Linked DNA regions of Homo sapiens: region 1 is linked to region 2. The links are chromatin loops, found by intact Hi-C in ENCODE. Cell type or tissue: heart right ventricle. All regions are shown on one strand.

What was found. Hi-C counts contacts between places; a loop is a spot of excess contacts. Peaks named below come from ENCODE experiments on the same cell type or tissue, not always from the same donor. Only the 100,000 strongest peaks of a DNase experiment are listed, where the experiment ranks them.
Region 1: a loop joins it to region 2, with 2.5 times the contacts of the local background. A loop is called at or near these places in 15 of 110 quality-filtered maps.

The regions. Positions count from the first base shown.
Region 1 is chr10:10,908,543-10,916,542 of GRCh38, forward strand. It overlaps a transcript of CELF2 not described here. Among named protein-coding and RNA genes, the nearest start is that of LINC00710, 40 kb to the right of the region's middle. In heart right ventricle, no CTCF peak of the experiment used is centred here; DNase peaks (open chromatin) are centred at 2,653, 3,029 and 5,840; H3K4me3 peaks cover 977 bases; H3K27ac peaks cover 5,166 bases.
Region 2 is chr10:10,795,105-10,803,104 of GRCh38, forward strand. It overlaps a transcript of CELF2 not described here. Among named protein-coding and RNA genes, the nearest start is that of LINC00710, 150 kb to the right of the region's middle. RefSeq lists enhancers at 2,771-3,465, 3,466-4,159. In heart right ventricle, a CTCF peak has its summit at 3,125; DNase peaks (open chromatin) are centred at 2,566 and 3,527; H3K4me3 peaks cover 2,671 bases; H3K27ac peaks cover 7,709 bases.

The sequences.
Region 1 (8,000 bases), 110 kb after region 2:
ATAAATACACTGTTGGAGAAAGGAAATAGGTTCTTTATCTTCAGGAGAAAGAAGCATTTTATTATGTGTTTATAGCCATTGTTCAGAAAATTAAAAAATAAAAACCAACATTAACAACAACAACAAAAAGATTCTTTCAAATCATATCAGAACAACCTTTATTTCTTTGCTATTTCCATAAGTGGCTGCTCAGAGCTTCCAACCTTGTAGCCAGAGACAGCTTTAACACAATTGCTGGTACTTTTGTTTGTTTGTTTTGTTTTGAGATGTAGTCTTGCCCTGTCACCCAGGCTAGAGTGCAGTGGCGCCATCTCGGCTCACTTCACCTTCCACCTCCCAGATTCAGCCGATTCTCCTGCCTCAGCTCCCGAGTAGCTGGAACTACAGGCATGTGCCACCATGCCAGGCTAATTTTTTAGTATTTTTAGTAGAGACAGGGTTTTGCCATGTTGGTCAGGCTGGTCTCGAACTCCTGACCTCAAGTGATCCCACCTGCCTCAGCCTCCCAAAGTGCTAGAATTACAGGCGTGAGCCACCATGCCTGGCCGCTGGTGCATTTTTTAAAGAGAAAAATAATGCATTTAACTGAGGGGAGCCCCATGTTCTGACTGTAGGTTGGAGGTAGGCCCAGGGAGAGGGAGGTCCTCTGAGGGGCTGTCCTTTTGACTGAGGTCACCGCAGCCACACTGCTGCCTAAAAGGGAGCAAATCTGTTCCTCACTTCAGGGTATCTGGGGGAGGCAAGAGAGGCTGTGTCCTTAGAAATGGTTTGTGTCCCTCAGAACCTTCATAGTACCTGGTAGGAGGAAATAATGTGGCCCCTACTTCATCACAGACAGCGGAAGTCCAGGGGCTAGGGTATCTTATCTCTTCATCTTTTCCATCAAACCACTTCATTCTGGATGGAGTCTTTCTGTGGCCGTCACAAAACTGCTTGTTCTTCTCCATGGTTTCTCTCTCCACCAGAACCTCCCGTGTTCCTTCTGCCCTGGTAGCTCTCACACAGACTCCTCTTTGAAGACCGTGGCTTTTGTGTTTTCATTTCTCAGAAAGAGAAGGAGCATCTCTAAGACAAAAATCTTCTTCCTCTTGTCCATGTTATCTGCTTTCTCAGTCACAAATATTGGCATTGGCTGTTAGGCGAATGAAGTCCCTTGATATCTGTTTCAGCAAAAACTCCCTTCCTGCCCTCCCCAAAAGGGAATCAGTGAAATGAGGTGGATAAAATCTCTTCCCATTACTTGTCATTATGTATTCATTTGTGTAAGTATTTGTGGCTGTGTCTTCTCCAGTAGACAGACAGCCTCATGAAAGAGGGGGCTCATGTTTATAAAGTTTCCTGTCTAATAATATCCAGCATGTAGAGATGGACACACAGTAGGAGGTGTAGAAATGTGTGTTGAACAAATGAATAAATGCTAATGAATTCAATACCAATACTTGTTGGTTGATGGATTAGGCCATTAGTCAAACATCACAATGCAGGCTGGTATTTGCAAATCCCTCTTTGATCCAGAAATTATCAAGAGTAGAGATGATTTTCTCTAATTAAGAGGACTTATTAGTGATATTATGTCCCTGGGAACTAATAGAGAAAAATTGGGCATTATTGCAAAATAGGCATCCTTTTAAACGAACTTATATAAAATTTTTGTTTTTGATTAATAATTATTTTGGTGTGTTTTTCCTTAAGAAGCCACGTATGAATTGCAGTGCAGCTTAGAGCACAATAATTCAGCAATATTAACTGCAGAGTTCTTTAATAAACTGATCCTCTCCCACTTGTACAAGCATATGATTTGAAAAAAATACACTTCTGTTGGTTTGTTTTGGAGAGATGTCACTTTGTTCACAAAGCTTTAAAGAAACACAGGCCAGTGCAGTAGTTCATGCCTGTAATCCCAACACTTTGGGAGGCCGAGGTGGGCAGATCATTTGAGTTCATGAGTTTGAGACCAGCCTGGCCAACATGGTGAAACCCTGTCTATACTAAAAAATACAAAAATTAGCCAGGCATGGTGGCATGCTTCTGTCATCCCAGCTAGCTACCTGGGAGGCCGAGGCAAGAGAATCGCTTGAACCTGGGAGGCAGAGGTTGTAGTGAGCCGAGATCGTGCCACTGCACTCTAACCTGGACTACAGAGTGAGACTCTGCCTCAAAAAAAAAAAAAAAAAAAAGAAAAGAAAAGAAAAAGAAACACAAGTAAATGTCTCGCATGTGCATTGTCTGTTTTTTCGGTTTTTGCTTTGACTTTTGCTTTTCAGTTCTGGGAGTACAAGTTGGTAAGTGAAACTTCATGTGACATTTCTAGGCTCTGAGACTATCTTCAAGAGCTGGTTACATTTGCGACTGCCAAAGTCTAAATGAGTGACTTTCAATGAGCAGGAATTGTTACTAACAGCCGAGTCAGGTACTTAGCGGCTCACATTGTCTAACTGTGGTAGAATTACAGAGCATATGGTGTATGATGCTTAACATGCAAACCCAAGCCTGCATAGGGAACATCCTCATAATGCCACTAGCAGTGTCCAAGACAGGCCTCCTCTTCTTGGGTGGGTTTCTGAGCTGCGTCTGAAGAGGACATTTCTGAAAGAAAGCAAACATAAGCCCTTCCCACTATCTCGAAATGACGGAAGGGACACCAGTGCCATTTGCACACTGGCTTCCCTTACAGATGCCAGCCAGGGCCGGATGGGCTCCTCTGCGGAGGTGATTAAGAGAAACCTTTGGCAGTTTGATTTTCAAGGCACTTGAGCACAAGGGCAGGGACAAAGGCACACACTTGTGGCTCTTTTATAGAAAGAATACTAAAATAATACAAGTAAATTGTGAGCCAAATAAAATCATAGCAAGGACTCTCAACAGGACTCCCCAAGTGAAAATGAAAGATGATCAGGAAGAGGCTGTATGTGTCAGTGATTAGATTCAATGAACCTGAACTGCAGCGATGCCTCTGACGGCTCCGACTGCAGGCCTGCCTCCTATCAGATGGAAGTGGCTCGTTCCAAGCACCGCGCAGTGCATTCCTGAGTATTGACTAAGGGATTTGTGCATGGGAGACCGGTTTCCCCACGGCAGCGCCTCTCCGCAAGCCTGGGCCTGGGGCCTGTCCGGACCTCCGTCCAGGCAGCGAAATCCCAAAAGTGTATGCAGTGATTTAAAGAGTAACTCCGCCTCCTGGACTTTATCTTGAAATCTGAGAGGTAGAGAAAGTTTCGTTCCTATGAATGTAGGCTAGGCAGAAGGAACTTACAGGAGCGCTCTTGGGAAACTGTTCTGAAAGCAGAACCACATCTGTGAATGTAGCTGGCTCATATTGCAATCATTTCCACCCAGGAATAGATCTGAGAGGCTGGCCTCTGTAGCGATGTAAAGTATCTCTTGTCGAAACCTACAGTTTTCTAAGTGATGTGGTGAGTTTATTTAAGGGTCTTGTTTTAGCTGATCAGCATTTTGAATGTACAAACACAGGCTGCCCTTCTTTTCTCTTAAATTACAACAATACCTAGTATCACCTGTTTCATACAGCAGGTACCCCGTAAATCTTGAGGAGAAGAAAGAAATGCAGTAGTGCAAAGGAAAGAAATGAGCATAAGAAAGGGAGGTGAGGATGGAAGCGGTTGCATTTAATGCAGTCACATATTCACAGAGTCACCGCATCAGAGAGGTCTCCCAGGACCACCCTGCATAAAATTACAGCCTCTGCCACCCTGCTTTTACTTTCTACCCCGCTACCTTGCTTCATCCTTCATAACATATTCTATATAATGTAGGAATCAATATTCATTTGCTTGTTTGGTTTTTGTCTATCTCCCACTTCTAGAATGTGAAGTTCCTAACAATGGGACTTACTTTTTTTTTTGAGATGCTCTGTCTCCAGGCTGGAGCGCGATCTCGGCTCACTGCAACCTCCACCTCCCAGGTTCAAGCGATTCTCCTGCCTCAGCCTCCCGAGTAGCTGGGACTACAGGCATGCACCACCATGTCCAGCTAATTTTTCTATTTTTAGTAGAGAGGGGGTTTCACCATATTGGCCAGGGTGGTCTTGATCTCTTGACCTTGTGATCTGCTTGCCTCGGCCTCCCAAAGTGCTGGGATTACAGGCGTGTGCCAGTGCGCCCAGCCAACGGGGCTTTTTTTGTTGCTGTTGTTCATTTGCTATAGCAGAAGCCAGAAGGGGTGCAGGAGTATACAGCATAGATAACATATCTGTGGCTTACGCATACTCCCCTGTTGTTCACATCCTGATGAAAAGCATGGGCTCCGGAGCTGGGATGCTTGGGCTGTGTTCAAATCCTGACTCTATCTGTCATTGCCTGCATGGCCTTGGGAAGTAACATAACATTCTTTTGTCTCATTTTTCTCGTCCTAACCATGGTGTAGTGATAGTAACTACTTCGTGAGGCTTTTCTAAGGATTAAGTGAGTGGACGCCTGTAAATGGCCTGGAATAGTGGCTGGTGTTAAAGAAGATTCCATTTGATGTGAACAGTTCCATGAATGTGTGTGTGCAATTGTAGATTTCACCATGTGAGAATAATTACTTGTGTTTGTATACAGACACACACACACACATTTTGATGTTTTAATCATGAGTGAAAATCAAGGAGGAATAAAAGTAGGAGAGAAGACATGAAGGCCAAAAAGAATGAAAACATAGTGATGAATGACCAGAGGGAAAATCAGAGTGAGGGGAAAGGACAGTGTCTTTAGATTTTGTTTAACAGAGAAGAAACTTTCATCTCTAAGGTGTTTGGGATTTTCCAGTGCTAAGGTTCACCACACAAGAAAAAAAATTAACTGTCCTGAATTAATATATATGCCTTTGTAATGATGTCTTTTTTTTTTTTTTTTTTTTTTTTTTTTGAGATGGAGTCTCACTATTTTTGCCCAGGCTGGAGTGCAGTGGCGCAATCTCAGCTCACTGCAACCTCCGCCTCCCGGGTTCAAGCGATTCTCCTGCCTCAGCCTCCCAAGTGGCTGGGATTACAGGCATGTGCCACTACGCCCAGCTAATTTTTGTATTTTTAGTAGAGATGGGGTTTCACCATGTTGCCCAGGCTGGTCCCAAACTCCTGAACTCGGGTGATCCACCTGCCTCAGGCTACCAAAGTGTTGTGATTACAGGTGTGAGCCGCTGCACCCAGCCTGTAATGATGTCTTTAAGCTAAGTTCTTGTTTATGTTTTATTTGAAAATGGATCCAAATTAAAAATGCCCACAGTTTGCCTCAAGCTAGTTGACAAAAGAAAGAAAGAGAGAAGGAGAGAGAGAAAGAAAGGGAGGGAGGGAAGGAAGGAAGGAAGGAGGGAAGGAGAGAAGGAAGGAAGGAAGGAAGGAAGGAAGAAGGAAGGGAGGGAGGGAGGGACGGACGGGGCAGGGGAAGGAAAGGGAAGGAAGAGAGGAAGGAAGGAAGGAAAAAGGGAAAGGAAGGAAAAAGGGAAGGGGAAGAGAGGGGAGGGGAAAAATCTGCTTGGTTGTAATACTTTCACTCCTAATTACAATAAAGAAAACCCCACACCTTCTACAACTAGAACATTAAATCATTTTTAGGACAGGCAATACAAATAAAATCTATTTTACCTTTTTTTAAAAAAAAAAAATGTTCTCTGTACTTTTGGGAAAAAAATTAAAGATACAGTTGGAGAAAAACATTCCAGGTCTTAAAAATATTTATCTTGCTGACACACAATTAGCATGGGGGCTCATGTCTTGTGTTTTACAGTTGTCAGCTAATTTTGGAAACTGGCAGAGGCTGCACAGAAATAGATGGTGTGCTCTTGCTTCAACACTTCCTAAAAAAAGAACTGCTCGCATAGTTCAGGAACGGGGAAGGACAGGAGATGACGAGGGAATGTTATTGCAGACAGCTGATAAAAGCTGGCATCACGCTTTGCACTGATGAATGCTCTACATATTTAAAATTAAAAGATTTTTTTTAAGGAATGCTAAATAATCTACCAAAACTGTGTCAGACACAGGGGACACTTGTCTGCTATCTTTTTCGGGATTTTTTTCCTTCAATAAAACTGAATTTATGCTGCAACTTCAAATTTGCGGAGAGCTTTCCTGTTGGTTCAGGCTGATGATCACACCAACGATGGTGTGGTGTTACTTTGACATCTGAGACACAGAGACCCTGAAGAGGTCAAATGAATTGCCCAAGGATATACAACTTATCAGAACCAGCACCTTCCATCACCTCATTCTACTTCTTAGTTGCTGGGACAGTTCTTTTTCTCTGAACATATAATTGCACTTTGTAGTTGTTTGCATCCTTGTTTTCATTCAATTTTTAGTGGTCTGGGCCAGGCATGATGGCTCACACCTATAATCCCAGCACTTTGGGAGGCCGAGGCGGGTGGATCACCTCAGGTCAGGAGTTGGAGACCAGCCTGACCAACATGGTGAAACCGCATCTCTACTAAAAATACAAAAAAAATTAGCAGGGTGTGGTGGCATGTGCCTGTAATCCCAGCTACTCGGGAGACTGAGGCAGAAGAAACACTTGATCCTGGGAGGCGGAGGTTGCAGTGAGCCAAGGTCACACCATTGCACTCCAGCGTGGGCGACAGAGTGAAACTTTATTTTAAAAAAAAAAAAAAAAAAGATTTTTTAGTGTTCTGCTTTTCACTTGAAATCAGATTATCTTGGTAATGATAACTAAGGAAAGGAAATTAGTACAATTAAACTCCAAATACTGCTATAACTATATCAGGCATTTTTTAAAAAATGAACTTAAGAGAGCAGAATTACCAGCCAGTAGAAAATGTCTATACACTCAAATTTATTAAGTGTTTGGTGTGTGCCAGGCACTGAGTATTCAACATCTTATATGAGCTGTGATCTTTGACTAAGAGTAGCCTTTTTTGTGGTTGTTTTTGAGATAAGATCTTGCTCTGTCACCCAGGCTGGAGAGCAGTAGAAGGATCACAGCTCACTGCATCCTTGAACTCCTGGGCTCAAGTGCTTCTCCCACCTCAGCCTCCAAAGTAGCTAGGATTATAGGTGCATGCAACCATGCCCACCTCATCTGTTTGTTTGTTTTTTCTGTTTTTGTTTTTGTTTTTGTTTTATAGGAAAGCAGTATTGCTATGTGGCCTAGACTGGTTTTGAACTCCTGGGCTCAAGCGATCCTCCTACCTCAGCCTCCCAAAGTGCCGGGATTATAGGTGTAAGCCACGGCACCCGGCCCTTAGGGGAGTTTTCAGTAGTAGATAAATGAAGAGTATTCATTACTTGGTGCCTTATACAGTTTCTTTTACTGGAATGTAAACACTTGGCAAGAAGGATCAGGATCTAAATTCATCTTAGTGCCTCTCAAAACATCCAGCATTGCCTGGGCTGAACGTAGATTAAGTGCTAATGAATATTTTGCATGAATAAATATTAGTCAGGAAATAAAGATGATTTACGCTTAGGAAGCAATGCTAATAATGGACATTGTGCCTATAAAAGGTCAATGAAAAATGCATGGTTTTTATGTCACCTGCTTTAAATCACCTCAGGTGGGTTATGACAGAGCATAATCTAGAAGCATGGGATATTCTGCTCAATTTATTTTCCTCAAGGGTTGCTTTACAAAAGGTATAAATTCATGAAAACATGTCACTAATTCAGATGACTGTTTAACAGTAGTAAACAGATAAAAACAAACAAATGGTCACCTGAAAAGCTCCAGTGTTTGTCGATTTGCTGGTCTCAAAAATGGTGACTGGATGATGACTCCTAGCTACATTACTGCAGTCAAATACAGTGGGGTGTTTTTGTCTGTTTCATTTTGTTAAAATTTGGAGCTACATGCACCAATGAAATCATCAGGTTTTCAGTAATCATGGACATCAAGTAATATCTGTAACTCTAATGTCAGTTTTTAGCACATGAGCGTGTAAAGCATAGTTTTCCCCGGCTGGGACTTAATACATGATGAACATGACTTTTCCCCAGCATCTATCTTTTGCTTTCAAGGTAGGGCCAACACCTTTGTCTTTGAATGTGTGAT
Region 2 (8,000 bases):
TGGCTTCTCCACCGAAGAAACCAAAGGAAGGGGGAGGGAGATCACAGAAATGTTAGCTCTATGAAAAGGAAAGTGACGAGACTTGTTGCTGGTACTATCAGGACAATCACGAATGTTGCATTATATGGATTCAACTTTTTTTTTTTTTTTTTTAACAGGGAACTCTCAGGAGAGGTGACTCTTTAAGAATCATTATGAATGCCAAAAAAAATTTTTTTTTTATGTAAAGGGGTAAATGTATCAAAATTGTGAAAAAGAAGACAAAGAGAATGAACTCTTACAATTTATAGAGTGACATGACGGAAAACTAATTTGGGGCTGAAGTTTATTAAGGCTGAACCTAACTCATTTTTATAAATAGAAAATTTACTGTTGCCTTTCTGTGTTACAGATAAATAGTTGGCCCAGTTTTGAACAAGGCAACATTTCTGTTTGTTTGTGTTTAGGAAGCACCCTCATTGTTGAAGATGAATTAATTGTCTTGATGGCCTATTTCTTAGTAGGAAACAGATCCATTAGGTGTGATCCATTGAAATCAGGAATGAAATACTTAGGGAAAAGGAAAAAGAAATTTGCAGTATGTGATAGCATGGAATTAATTTCCAGTATATGTAAACATAAACACACACACACTTGGACTTTGAAATTAAGAAAAAGGCAAAATATTCTGCCCTTCTTGGACTCAATGCATCCTTTAAAAGATAATTTCTCTCCTTCCTCTCTAAATACTTTTGGGAAGTGGGTTTCAAACGTTATCCTCCTAAACTCTAGGGTTTCTCTATAGGGTCTTAGGAGTGAATCGGTGAGACTCAGGGATTCCTCTTACCCATCCCTATCCTGATCCTAACCCCAACCCCATCCCCACCCCAGTGTCTGGGCGTAACAATAATTGTTATATTTTAGTTGTTCCCCGCAGTTGCCTTCTACCAAAGACCACTGAAGCTGATTTTCCGTTTATGGAAATGACTTTAAAAATCCCTTTTGAAAAGCCCCCAAGCAGATGGAAGAAGTGCTGTGTGGCGGTTACTCGCCAGGTCCACAGGCATCGCTTCTAAGTTCAGTGCCCTGAGAGCTCAGACCAGTTCCTTAATTTCTCCACACCCAAATGTCTTCATTTGCATTAACAAATGGGGAGTACAACTCATAACTTACCTCATAAACAAGTTGGTTATGAGGAGTGAATGAATCAACACACCTAATGAAATTAGAACCGTTCCTAGTACCTAGTAATACACTTCAGCTACTACTGTATCTGTTTCTGTACTTGGGCTTGGTACAAGATTTTATTTGAAGGAACATTCTACTGACTACCTTTAAAAAGTTTTTGAAAAGACAGCTGCTTTAAAATGGTATTTCATAATTTACAAAAATGGGTTTGTCCTTTTGTCCTTTGGCCAAAAGCCAAATCCCACCCTTTTCCTCCATTAACCCTGAACTCTAAGTGTTAAGAACTCATTTCCCTCCCTTCCCCAGACCTGAATCTCCCTGGTGCCGTGGGCTAAGGATGAGGATGATGTCATTATAGTTGCGGACACTATTTCATTATAATCTTTTGCTACTCTCTTGCTAACTTTCTAAAGGGAAAAACATTTCATTAATTATCAAAGCACCCGGAACCCTTTGGAGGTACACTCCGTATAAAAGCTATTATTATCACCCACATTTGGTGAAGTACTTGGAGATTAAAAGTGTTATGTAAATGTTTGCACATGATTACGCTGTGGTCTGAGATTCACAGTGGGATAACACAGCCCAGGAAGAAGCTTGAAGTCCCAGAAAGGCAATGATTTTTGTACGAGGTATGAAATTCTCTTTTAATTTTAGTCTAGAGACAGTTGCACTTCTGAAGAAAGTCATTCACAGCCATTAGGGAAAGTATCCATGACTGCTAAAGAGAAAACAAATCTAAACAGAGGGTTAGCTGCATATGTTAAGATCCACGGGTCCATGGAGAACAGGCTGGTAAGAAAGGGATTTACAATGCTGGGATAGGCGTTTGGAGTGGCAAAAACTTCCTGACAGTAAAAGTAGCCTGCTTCCAAAACCTGTGGGAGCATCTTCCCCCCAGGAAAGAACAGAGATTCTCTTTCTTAGAAGGCTCTGCTTGAAGGGAAGAAGTTGGGACCCTTCCTCCGGGCTGATGCTTTCAAGTAACAAGGACATGACAAAGCACTGAATCACAATATGTTTTCTTTCAGTCTTCCCTCTTCCTTCTCAGGGAAGTCTCTGGCTGGTGCAGGTATGTTCTTAACACTCTTAACATTGCGTAAACTCTCTTTGCAACAAAGAGAAAAAAAAAAAAGACCTAAATCAGAGCCTTTAGCTGGTCTCAGTGTCTGGGCATAATAATAATTGTTTTATTTTAGTTATTCCCTGCATTTGCCTTCTACCAAAGACCAGTGAAGCTGATTTTCCATTTATGGGAATGACTTTAAAAATCCCTTTTAAAAATAAGCGTAAGAAAAAGAGGAATTTAATATAAAGAAAGACTATCAAGTAAAGCTCATGTTGCAGGCAGCTGCAGCAGAAATCTTGACGGGCTGGCCAGCCATGGTCCGGAAGCCACTGGACCAGATGATTTCAAGGTCGGCTACTTCCAGGATCCTGAGGGCAGGAGGAAGAGCTTCAGCTGCGGAGGTCTTAGTTCAAACCAGGACCCTCCAAGCATAGAAGCCTCTGCTTAAGAGGCAGTGCTTATGAAAATAAGAAATCAGTACAGTCCCGAAGAACCCATACGGGGCGAAGGGATAAGGAGACAAACTATGAACAAACAGTACAGGAAAACAATACTGCCTGGATATCTTAAAACATCTCTCATGCACAATTTCAAACGAGTATTGGAAGGATGTTTGGTTTTCAGTAAATGACAAGATACACAAGGTGGGGGGCGAGTAGGGGGTAGCCTATACCCTTTTCTCTTTATGTTTAAAGAGATTCTGCATTTCCTCCTTCATGTTATTTAAAAACACAAGAAAGCCAGCAAAGGGTGGGGGAGCAGTGTAGCAAAAAATCCCTGCCAGAAAACACACAGTAAAGTCTAGCTTGTTTGCAGTCCTGTTCCAAATTATTTTTAAAAAACAAATCCCAGCAGTAAAGTAGTTACAGCCTCTGAGGGTAGCTCTAAGCCCAGTGTCAGAGTCCCAGAGCCTAAGCCACGAAAAAAGGAGGAAAGAAACCTAACCAGTCTCCTGCCAGGAATAAGAAAAGCAAAATCTCCGAGGCAGGAGAAATACCCCCAAGGAGGGGAAGGCTGCAGCTTGCAGTAATCTGCGAATGATTGCTGGTAAAGTCCAGAGGCTTCAGGCTTGATCTGTGTTTGTTCCCAAAGAAAGCCAAGGAGGACGGTGTTAATAAAGAGAGATTTAAGTGAGAGCTGTGCTTGGAATAAAGTGGGCTACAAAAAGGTCAAATTTGATCAGTTGGAGCAGATTACCGGGGCTTTAAAAGGTGGTGTGGAGCTGGGAGCCGGGTGTGGGACGGAGGAGAGCGCAGGATTGATTTGCGGGGTGGAGAGAAGTCAGGAAAAGTGCGTGTCAGCCCGGGAAGGAGGGAGCCGCGGGGCGCCAGGGCCCGGCCTGGGTCCAGAATCCTCCGTCTGTTCCCCAGCACCCCATCCCCGCCTCCTCCTCTCCGGACTCGCCCTCAGCCGGCTCCTAGACAATGGTTTCCTTGGTCTCTGACTTGGATCCTCTGAAAAACTGGAAAGTTTTAAGGTAGGCCTGCTTTGCTTTCTCTTGCATCCTGGTTTGAGTTCATAGCCAAGGCCCTGCTCCCGCCCCACACCTGTGCAGAAGTGGTTGGGGTTGCTTGAAATGCACCTTGTGGGGTTCAGGGATGCGCAGATCTGCTAGTGGGAAGACTGTTCGGAGGCAGAGGTGTAAGGAGTGGCCTGTGAACGTGAGGTCCTCCAATTTCACCCCAGGGGGGAGGTCGGGAAGCCTTGGCAATGAGGGAGGACAGTCTTATTTAAATGACACCAGCTGACTCGCTGGAAGGAATCCTCATATTGAATTTTTGGGCTTCAGGGGGGCATTAAAGGTGTGAGGTGGAATGTGGTCAACTTTCTGGGACTTCAGATAGAAGAGCGAAATTTGGCCAGGTGCGGAGGCTCACATCTATAATCCCGCACTTTGGGACGCCAAGGTGGATGGATCCCTTTGAGGTCAGGAGTTCGAGACCAGCCTGGCCAACATGGCAAAACCACCCCTGTCTCTACTAAAAATACAGAAATTAGCCAGGTGTGGTGGTGGGTGCCTGTAGTCCCTGCTACTTGGGAGGCTGAGTCAGAAAAATCGCTTAAACTTAGGAGGTGGAGGTTGCAGTGAGCAGAGATCACACCAGTGCACTCCAGCCTGTGCAACAGAGTAAGAATCCATCTCAAAAAATTTAAAAAAAGAGTAAAGAAAGGAAAAGCGAACTTTTCCAGAAAGCCTTATTAGGGCCCTTGAAGGGTCAAGGGAAACTTGGTTTCCTCCTCTGACCTCTCCCCTACCCCCACCCCCACCCCCAGGCCTCAGCTTATGGTGAAACTGAATGGGCAGAATGTATGACATAAAGTCTTTCTCTGAATGCTCCTAAAAAAGTGCACTCTGACCTCCTCATCTCTCAGAGGCCCAGAAAAATTAGAACACAAGGAGCTAGAAAGGGCAGAGTTCATGCATCCTGTCTAAGCTGACTACCTTGGCAGAGTTAATTCTTGGGCTTCACTGACTGTAAATGGTATTTCCTAGCAAATGCGTTTTTGGCAATTTTTGAAATATGAAAATGTTCAATTGAGGGATTTTTGTTAAAAGTGGTTCTGCACAGTGTCATGTCTTCCAAATACCTTCCCCAAAACATGGCTTCATAGGAGCTAGACCAGAACCCAAACAGGAAATACAAATGAGGAGAAATGTGCGGACGTTACTGGAACTTCTTTTTCCTGACATTTGTGTTGTATTAATTTGCTAAGTTTTTATTTCCTATTCATGACTCTGTCTTCATGTTTGTCTGATTTTGTTATTTTTAAGAACAAGATTATAGAAAAGAGCAAATTTAAAAATTGCCAATACCCATCTTAATTATTTTCTTTTTAAAAAGTACTGCATGTCATATTCTAGAACTTTCCACGGATGCTTTTTGCACATCAGGTAGTATGTGCTATTTTATAATCTGCTGTTTCCAGCTAACATATCAAACGTGTTTTCATGTTTCTGCCTAACTTTCATAACCGCCATTTTAATGGCTAAATAAAGCACCGTAATATTAATGTACATTTTTTTTTTGAGATGCAGTTTCACTCTTGTTGCCCAGGCTGGAGTGCAGTGGCATGATCTCTGCTCACTGCAACCTCCACCTCCCGGGTTCAAGCAATTCTTCTGCCTCAGCCTCCCAGATAGCTGGGATTACAGGTGCCTACCACCATACCTGGCTAATTTTTTCTATTTTTAGTAGAGACAGAGTTTCACCATGTTTCCCAGACTGGTCTCGAACTCCTGACCTCAGGTGATACACCCTCTTTGTTGAAAATTTAGATTGTTTCCACTCCTTAATTTGTACTAACAACAACATAATGAACATCTTTGTGTACCTGGCTTTTTACTTTCGTTAAATAATTACCAGGATTTCTTGATGAAAGCTACATTTTCATGAGTCCTTCAGTGATTTTTTTTCTGTTGCATGTTTAAACTTTATTTTTAACTATCGAAAAATGGTAAAGTGCTTCTTTAAATGTTCTTAGGATACATCTATTAGAATAAATGATGCTTTCCTTTTTTTTTAAACTGGATTACTAACCTGTCTCTAAAACTGAAACACTTCCTACAAGTGCTTTCAAACAATTTTTCTCAGGCGATTAACTTACTATTATTACATCAGTGGATAAGGCAGGCTGTAGCTCTAAGAATGTATATGACTACGGTTATAGATTTTGAAACATGTATCGCCCCCAAAGGCATTTTTAGATAATGATCTCAAGTCTTAACCCGTTTTTAAAAAAAAAACAGTGAGAATGTTGTTTTTCCCCTAAACATGCCCCAAATTTAAGTGAAGCTTAGTTTTGCTAGAGTAAGTGAAGTTTCAGAAACTTGGACTGGCAAGACCTGGGAAAGAGAAACATTTTTACATTGACTCCTTTGGCTACACCAAGTTCATTCTGTCCACACCTCTTCTTGGCAAGCATTATTCCACTGGCTTTTTAACTGTGTGTAATCCTTTTCTGAGGTCAGGAACCATAAAGGGATAGAGTTTATAAATTGCATTTTAAATTCCTTAATTGTTTACAACAAGGCATCCTTTTGGCTAATTTTGCTTCATTTAACGGTTTACTTGCCACCAATAAGTCTCTGCCTATAATATGTGGAAGAAGCAAAGATAAAACACAGCCTGATAAATGGGTGATCTAGCAGGAGAATGAGGTGTGTACTCTAACGCCACATAGCACGGTTGTTAGCAGGGTTGTCTGTGATCTGAGTTATGTCAATAAAATGCTTTAGAAATCCAGAGAATGGCGTGAGAGGCCCCATTCTGGTAAAGAGAAAGAGCAGTTACTGTCCTCATCTGATTAACAAATGAGTAGAACATTTGATATGTAAAGCATATTACAAGGCAAAAAGGCCTTTAAACCCACGTAACCTGGAAGATCCTCATGTGTTTGGTCCAGGAGCTCAGTCTAGAGTTCTGCCAAACCTGTTGCTCCTAAAAAGTCATCAAAAGGCACAATTTTAAAACCTGCTTATGCCACAATATAGTGTTTTAGGAGATGATCTGTTTGCAGTGCACAATTTCAGGTTATAAGCCTTTCTCAAGAACTGTCTATTTGAAATCGCTCCATCCTTGTTCCATTTTGTTACATGGAGAAACCAGGGGTGGTCGTAGTGCTACTGCCTGTGTTTTAATGACTGTCTACCCCAAGGGACATAAAAGAAACCTAATTTTCACCAAAAGACATGCCAATAATTTTCAACATTCTCCCATTTGACTCCTCGGAAAGTACAAACACTCCAGCTGCATTCAAAGAAAAAAATTCAAAAGCTAAATAAAGTATTCTTGGTACACAGAAGAAAAAAGTTGACACTGTATTAGACCTATGATTAAAAGAATAAAATAGGCTGGGCACAGTGGCTGACACCTTAATCCCAGCACTTTGGGACACCGAGGCAGGCGGATCATGAGGTCAAGAGATCGAGACCATCCGGGCCGACATGGTGAAACCCTGTCCCTACTAAAAATACAAAAATTAGCTGGGTGTGGTGCCACGCACCTGTAGTCCCAGCTACTCAGGAGGCTGAGGCAGGAGAATTGCTTGAACCTGGGAGGCAGAGGTTGCAGTGAGCTGAGATCGTGCCACTGCACTCCAGCCTGGGTGACAGAGCGAGACTCTGTCTCAAACAAACAAACAAAAAAAGAATAAAATAAACTTGAACATATGCTGAGTGCAACAAGATGAGATGTTTATAGATAAGACTTGAGAGAAAAAAAAGTTGACAGGAGAATTAAGCAGGGAATGGGACCCAGAATATCTGGTGTCTCCTTTACCCATGCATAAGCCCTAAGTCACCTCTGGGGAAGGATTAAAAACCCCAAATCAAGTTTAACTCTCCCATTTAGAGACAAGGGAATAGATGAATTGACTAAAGGAAGTCATAGAACTCATTAGCACTGCAAGCTGTTGCCAATTCCTCTTCCAACTCCATCCTCTCTCCTGAGGAATGTCCTTCCCCACCTCCACTTCTGTCTCCCTTTCTCCTTCAGCTTTCAGACAGCTCAGTCCAATTGCATGCCTTAAAGATGTCAAAAGCTCAACAGGTTATAAACTCTATCTATAATGTCCCCCCAAGAACTCACTGGTTTCCAGCTCTAGTAGGTTCATGAGTCACAGTGATCTAGCCAGGTACTCAAACTGGAAAGTTAGGCAGTCTCCCTAATCCCCCATTTTCCGTCTTAATTTATATCCAAACTATTGCCAGCTCCTACTGAGTTTGACTCCTAAGCACCTAGTGACTCTGTCCACTTTTTTCCAC